Linked DNA regions of Homo sapiens: region 2 is linked to region 1. The links are chromatin contacts, found by Hi-C or POLR2A ChIA-PET in ENCODE. All regions are on one chromosome and are shown on one strand. Each heading gives the region's core, a stretch centred on a gene start or an enhancer-like site at or near the end of the contact. The rest is flanking DNA. Distances are from core to core; before and after follow the strand shown. Region 1 overlaps FEZ1 (fasciculation and elongation protein zeta 1). Region 2 holds the start of STT3A-AS1 (STT3A antisense RNA 1).

Region 1 (3,591 bases), core at 556-3,055:
CAACAGTGGGATTGCCACTTCATTTCGATATCCTTGTCCTCCTTTGATTGATTACCTTGACTAGTTTCAAGACAGGGTAATGAAACTTGAATCCAAGAATTAGGAGTGAGTGAGGAAGAAAATCCAATGGTGGCGTGAGTCAGCAGCCAGGTCCAGAAAAAGAGACTCAACCTGAGGCCATTGAGGGGTTGGTTTGTTTCTGTTTTATTTCTTCTGTATCTTTAGACATGTATTCATCTCAGCTTAAGTGGATTCTAGGGGGTCCTGGTTTCTTCTGGGTTTTTTTTTTTTTTTGAGACGGAGTTTCACTCTTGTCATCCAGGCTGGAGTGCAGTGGTGCGATCTCAGCTCACTGCAACCTCCGCCTCCCGGGTTCAAGCGATTCTCCTGCCTCAGCCTCCCAAGTAGCTGGGATTACAGGCGTGCACCACCACATCTGGCTAATTTTTTGTATTTTTAGTAGAGATGGGGGTTTCACCATGTTGGCCAGGCTGGTCTCAAACTCCTGACCTCAGGTGATCCACCCGCCTCGGCCTCCCAAAGTGCTGGGATTACAGGCGTGAGCCACCATACTCGGCCTGTTTTATTTTTTTCTGCATTTTTAGACATGCCTTCATTTCAGCTTAGTTGTCAAGAACACTTTGCAACTGAGCATAAGCAGACTAAATGCCACACCACGAAGATCACGTAAAAATACAATAATTGCTCTTGCCAATACGTATCTAAATTAATCTCCAAAATCTAAAATTTACAAGGATTGGCTAGTCGCAGGAGCTGGTCTTTGGCCTATGTACTTAGTTCAAAGAGTAGAAGAGAGAAGAGGCATTGTTCACAAATTCATATGAGGATCTGCCAAAAAAGAGAGGCTTCATAACCTACAGGAGAATTGGTATTCAGAAAAGATGGCAGGTTTTTTTTCTAAAAGCAATAAAATGTTGGAAGGTAGTATATCCACATGATAGAAGAGATAGCCATAAAAAGAACATTAACAAAGTGTTAACTAATGTGACTAAAATCATGACACAAAATTTTACAGCCAGTATAATCTCAACTATATAGAAAAGATACAAAATATTAAGTCTGAAAAGCACCAAAATGGTAACCATAGTGGAGTAGACAATGAGTTATTTATTTTTCTTTGTTTGCTTTTCCTTATTTCCAAAGTAGTCTAAATGATGGATATACTCTAGCTATAATTTTTTTAATGAACTTAAAAAATGTAAACAAAACCACTCAAAATAGAAAAAAGTCTGTTTCTTAATTAAAATGAAAAGATTTCACACTGAATTCCTGAATGGGTATCTGCAACAAATTAATAGCTATTTATTTTTTTGAGCTATGATAGAATACTTTACATATATCAACCTTCATAATTTGTCCAAATTACTTTCCAAATGTAACTTGTGTGAAAACACAAACATCTATAAATGTCAGTTCATCTCTATTTTCTCCCTTAAAAAAAAAGAAACTTAGTGCATATTTATGCAAATAAAGGAGTTTACAATGAGTTAAGGACAAGTCACTGTACTTTGATTTTAAAATTCCTGATTCTCAAGGACACAGTGTCTATTGATGCAGGCATGATGTAGGCAGGATTTCTGTTTGCCAGAACCTCCTGCTTTCACTCTCCAAATTGACAAAAAATGAAACGTTTGGTCACCTTCAGCACCAGGCCCCAGCAGGTATCCATCCTCCTCAGCTGAACAGAAGCTCAACTTCCCCTCTCCTTGGGTATCCAGTAGCCCCGCACTGGCCCCTTCCCTCCAGAACAGGCTGCAGTGGGCGGGGCCTCGTTAGCTGTCACTCTCTGCAGGGCACGGTTGCCAAGGAAATGGAATTTCCCTCGTGATCCTCTGGGCCTGTCACCACATCTCAGCCTAGGATTTTTCTCGTCCTAAGAGGGCCAAGCTGACACTGATGGCTAACACCATGTGCCCCCCAGCCCTTTGGGGGTCGTACTGTTTGATGTATATAAACAGTTACTGTCTACAAAAGGCTCTTTGTTACACACTGTTTTCCCTCATAGTTCAGAATGTTTATTAATATTTGACAATAGAGCAAAGTGGAGGAGAGGAGGCAGTCACTTCCTGGAAGGAAAGCTGGACTCTATTTTTTCCAGTCAGCCTTACCCCACCCAAGAAACCTTGCTTCTCATTAAAAATACAGCCAGACCCAGAGACCAGGCGCCCTGCTTCAAGGGGCACAAGTGCCGACCAGGCAACCTCAAGTTGCAGGGAGAGAGAGAACAGGGAGGCAGAGGATGCCAAGCCTTGGGAACTGCAGGGGAAAACAAAAAGTCCCCTGCACCAGCACCCCAACCTCTTTCACCAGCTCATTTTTTTTTCCCCCAGCAGGCCTCTTCCCTTATGGGAACCAGGAGAAAGAAAAAACAGCTCTGGTTATCACTGCAGAGTATTTTAATTTTACACTGTGCGGGAGGATGTGACGCAGTAATTTGGAGGGTATTTTGGCCCATGTAAACCTGCTTTGAGGAGTCTCGGGCCTGCGGCACGGAGGTACAACGTACAGGCAGGAAGGGAGAAAAAGGAGCCACTGATCTGGCTGAGAACAAGAGGAACTCACTGTTTGTCAGCATCTGCAGGTCTTCCACTGAGGGAGGAGAGGCTTTCTTCTCGTAAGGAATGACTGTGTTCAGATACTGCAAGACAAACAGCATGCAGGGGGCTTGAGACAGAAGACATGCTTCCTCTGGGTTGAGATTTAGCCTTTCTCTAAGACACACACTGCAAATCTGACCTTCTCTGAAACATTCATGGTCACTGGTACGTCACTGTTTCAGAACTTCTTACCCCTCTTTAGGGAATGTCTCTTTAAAAGTAAGACTTTCCCACATTTCTCTCCATCCCAACTTCTAGATTCTTCCTACACTACAAACTTCTCTGTTATTTAGGAATCCTGGGGAGCTTTTTCTCCTTTAGACTGAAAGCAGAGAATAAATCCAAGGGGATTATATTTTCTTATTCTTTGCAGTGCAATTTGAGAAGGAATTGTTTGTCTTTTGTCAAAAAAGATATGCAAGAGAACCTCAACCCCGCCCAGGGTCTCTGATGTCAGATTTGCTCCCTCTGCTGGATGTCAGGTGCTCCTACAACAAAACCAGCATCAGGGCCTAGTGGGCTGTCAAAGGAGTCTCAAGGAAGCCTGAGGTGGTGAGTGCCAGAGCTCTAGATCAAAGCTAAGAAGCTCACTTTTTTTTTTTTTTTTGAGACAGAGTCTCGCTCTGTCACCCAAGCTGGAGTGCAGTGGCTTGATCTCGGCTCACTGCAACCTCCACCTCCCGGGTTTAAGCGATTCTCCTGCCTCAGCCTCCCAAGTAGCTGGGATTACAGGTGCCTGCCACCACACCTGGCTAGTTTTGTATTTTTAGTAGAGATGAGGTTTCACCATGTTGGCCAGGCTGGTCTCGAATTCCTGACTTTGGGTGATTTGCCCACCTCGGCCTCCCAAAGTGCTGGGATTACAGGCGTGAGCCACCGCGCCCGGCCAGAAGCTCACATTTTAGTCTTGGCTTTGCCACTGACAGTGTGTGTGGCTTTGGAAAAATGCCTTGAATCTCCAGGCCATAGTTCT
Region 2 (3,591 bases), core at 528-3,027, 140 kb after region 1:
AAAAAATTAATAAAAACTCTAACATCTTAATATTCTTTTTCTTTTTTTGAGACGGAGTTTCGCTCTTGCTGCCCAGACTGAAGTGCAATGGCGCGATCTTGGCTCACTGCAACCTCCAACTCCTGGGTTTAAGCGATTCTCCTGCCTCAGCCTCCCAAGTAGCTGGGATTACAGGATCCTGACACCAAGCCCAGCTAATTTTTGTATTTTTAGTAGAGATGGGGTTTCACCATGTTGGTGAGGCTGTTCTCAAACTCCTGACCTCAGGTGATTCACCCGCCTCGGCCTCCCAAAGTGCTGGGATTACAGGCGTGAGCCACCGCGACCGGCCTTAATATTCTTAGGTTAATACTTAAAAAAAAACAAAAGAAACTTGAACACAATCTTTCTAATTTTAATGCCCCCCTCCCCGCTTTTTTATTTTTAAAGAGAAAAAACTTCTTTTTGAGACGGAGTCCAGCTCTGTCGCCAGGCTGGAGTGCAGTGGCACGATCTCGGCTCACTGCAACCTCCGACTCCCTGGTTCAAGTGATTCTGTGTCAGCCTCCCGAGTAGCTGGGATTACAGGCACGCGCCACCACGCCCAGCTAATTTTTCTATTTTTAGTAGAGACGGGTTTCACCATGTTGGCCAGGATGGTCTCTACCTCCTGACCTCGTGATCCGCCCGCCTTGGCCTCCCAAAGTGCTGGGATTACAGGGGTGAGCCACCGCGCCCGACCAAAACTCGTATTTTGAAGAAGCATTTACTCCAAGTTCTGTAATTCCTTCAGGCTCAGCTTCAGTTTCCTTTTGTTAAAGTAAAATTACATCGAACACTTACTACTAAAAACAAAACCAAAAAAAAGCAGATCTATTGAATCATAACGTCCTGGGGCGAGCCTGGTCATGTGGATTTTGAAAAAAATGCATGTGATTCTGAAGCAGTGATTTAAATAATGACCTTTCAATAAGTGGTGGGTTCCGTTCATGGGAGAATAGGAAACTGCGTGAGTGGTAGAGGCAACAAGTTCGAAGAGCTGCGAGACGTTCCCACTCTCTCTGGTGTAGCCTTGGCTCACCGAGGCGCGCAGGGAGTGGAAGTGCCTGAGGATAAAGGTGTACACGTGCGAGTCTGAGATGATGGAATTGCTGCTCAAACTTCGTCCCCTTCTCTGCCCTCAGCAAACTTATTGGGGGTCGGGGAGCGCGTGGGGTGCGAGAGAAGAGAGGCAAGTTAGGATAGGGAGAGCGGCTCTCTGGCCGGTATTTTAACAAAGGGCTGAACTGACTAAGCATGGCCGGGCTGCCTCCCGGTCTCCCGAGGAAGCCCGCTTGCTGCTGGGGAGGGCTGTGCCTCCGCGGCGGTGGCTGTCTCAGCTGGCAGTAGAAATGCTTCCAGCTTAGCCCCGACAACCCCTTTAGGCCTAGGCACGCTCTTTCACAAAACCAGGGGCTGTGAACTCTGTCAAGGTTCCCAGGTCCATCGCAGTTACCAAGGCACAGTAAAAGCTCGAGTCAACTATCAGGCACATCCTGCAAAAGACGAACTGTCTGGACCAGTCCGCGTTTGAGTTTTAATTGAGAATAAATAGGTAGAAAATGCTTCCCTCCTCTCCTTTCACCTTGTATTAGGTAACAATTTCTACCTTAAAAAAGACGGGAGACGAGCGGCTCCGCATTCCGAGTTACTGGGACTTGGAGCAAGGGCCTATTTCAGCGTAGTTTCCGCTTCTTGTCACATGACGGGAGTCAGTGGGCCGCGCCTTCCCACTGCGACTCCCCGTGGGTCCGCAAACCGACACGTCACTCCTCGGCCCTCAACCAAACTGCTTGGGGCACGTTCTTTCCGCGCTCTTGACTCCTACGCGCCGGCCTATGACAGCTCGGCGGGAGCATACAGACCTGCCTCTAGACTGCTAAGTGATAGCTGTAATGACCAATTAAAAACTTGAATCGCGGCCCGGTTTACGCCTCCGGATTTGACAGACAGTTCCGAGACCCTATCGCTCTCCAGAAGCGTCCTATTGGCCTGGAGCCAGCCAACGGGGGAGCGGTCCGGGAGGCGGACCCGGCTCCTGCCAGGGTTGGGTGCGCCGCTGAACGGATGGCTGAGGGAGCCCCGCGGATCGTTTAGGAAAGCCGGCCAGGTGAGAAGGCCGTAGAACGTAACTTGAAAATCAGCGGCAGGTGCAGTCCATGGCGTTGATGGGGCTGAACGAAGTGCAGGAGGCAAAACTCTAAATGGGGGTGGAGAGCAGAGCTTAGGGCCTTGCAGAGGAGGGGGCGTGGGGCGTGGTGTGGGGGCTTCCTGGATGGAAGGATGCGAAGGTCTAGGGAGGGAGGGTAAGGTGGGTCTTGAGAACAGAGCGTGGGAAAGACTGGGTCCTGGGACTAGTTATGGAGGGGAAGGCGCGTAGGATGCTGGGGTGATGAGTGTCCCGCGCTGAGGGGTATCAGAGGTGGTCAGTTCTTTGAGGGTGGGAAGAAGAGGGAGGTGGGACCCGCTGGAACGACCGGAAGGGAGAAGAGAGTAAAAGATCGTGAGAGGGTGTGGAAACGTGTGTAGGAAAACGGGGCTGGGGAAATTGCAGTCTGGGAAACTAGAGGCAGGGTGGCAGGAGATGCCACAGCTTGCAGGGCACAGTTGAGGAGAGCAGGTTGGTAAGTGTTTTAAGAAAGGTGTCTTTGCTCTTATTTGCTTGGCGGTGTGCGAAAGTGACCAAAGAGCACGAGATGAAATCTCCCTTACGGCCCTGCCCTCAATGACTAGCTCGTTTACTCAAGTTTTCAAGTAGAGATCCTAGCAGTCTCATTTTGGTGTGTGGCTCGTATCAACGCAGTGGTGTTAAGTTTGTTCCTATTTCAGGCATTCCAGAAAACAGCTGCAAACCCTGAGAGATATGGCTGGATTGTTGACCTCCTGGAGTAGTTAGGCCTTTATTTTTAGTTGCAAAGTAAGCTTTCCCTTTGGGACTATACTTAAACACATTTCTAAACTGCTCTTCTGGGACAGTTAATTATGGAGAACATGCTTGACTTCTCAGTGTTGGGGCTAGCATTCTATATGCCTTCCACCTAGTCCAGTGTTGTTGTTGTTTTGTTTTTCTCCTTTATTCCAATAATAGTGGGAAAAAAGATTCATGGAGGAGGATAGACAAACGTTTGTTAAGGGATACACAAGTACAACTAGATAGGAATAAATTCTAGTGTTCTATAGGATAACTATTATTAGGAGTATAATTAACAACAAAAATACACAATTTGTTGTATATTTTCAGATAGCTAGAAGAGTGGATTTTGAATATTCCTAAGACAAAAAAAATAAGGTGATGAATCTACTAATTATTTCCCGACTTGATCATTACACATTATATACATGTACCAAAATGTCACACTGTACTCCATAAATATGTACAATTATGTGTCAGTCAAAAAGAATAAAAGCAAAACATCTTGAATGGTGTTGCATATCCTTTGTTATAGTCGTTATAACTTAGCTCTTGATCACCTTGTAATTTAAAAAAGTAGGTCTGGGCGTGGTAGCTCACGCCTGTAATCCCAGCACTTTGGGAGGCTGAGGTGGGCAGATCATGAGGTCAAGAGATCCAGA

What was found. A loop is a pair of places that touch in the nucleus more often than their neighbours do. ChIA-PET counts read pairs that join two places held with the same protein, here RNA polymerase II (POLR2A). Pooled maps may share reads with other maps.
Region 2: a map of aorta shows a loop between it and region 1 (2.1-fold over the local background). The contact joins the promoter of STT3A-AS1 here to the enhancer-like site in region 1. A Hi-C loop is called at or near these places in 1 of 168 maps with a recorded cell type or tissue (aorta) and 9 of 50 pooled maps. POLR2A ChIA-PET finds 5 or more read pairs at or near these places in 1 of 52 experiments (WTC11).

What each region holds. Positions count from the first base shown.
Region 1 is chr11:125,449,751-125,453,341 of GRCh38, forward strand. FEZ1 (fasciculation and elongation protein zeta 1) reads right to left here. Exons shown (of 10, transcript NM_005103.5): 8 at 2,584-2,659. Among named protein-coding and RNA genes, the nearest start is that of FEZ1, 45 kb to the right of the region's middle. RefSeq lists a silencer at 1-177 and an enhancer at 1,662-1,781. Within about 2 kb of position 1,806, at least 13 of the 41 ENCODE cell types and tissues checked have a DNase peak (open chromatin) inside an H3K27ac peak, as active enhancers do.
Region 2 is chr11:125,590,791-125,594,381 of GRCh38, forward strand. It overlaps STT3A-AS1 (STT3A antisense RNA 1), which reads right to left and starts at 1,778. Exons shown (of 4, transcript NR_132372.1): 1 at 1,628-1,778. STT3A (STT3 oligosaccharyltransferase complex catalytic subunit A) reads left to right here and starts at 2,062. Exons shown (of 18, transcript NM_152713.5): 1 at 2,062-2,128. RefSeq lists enhancers at 1,047-1,216, 1,334-1,928.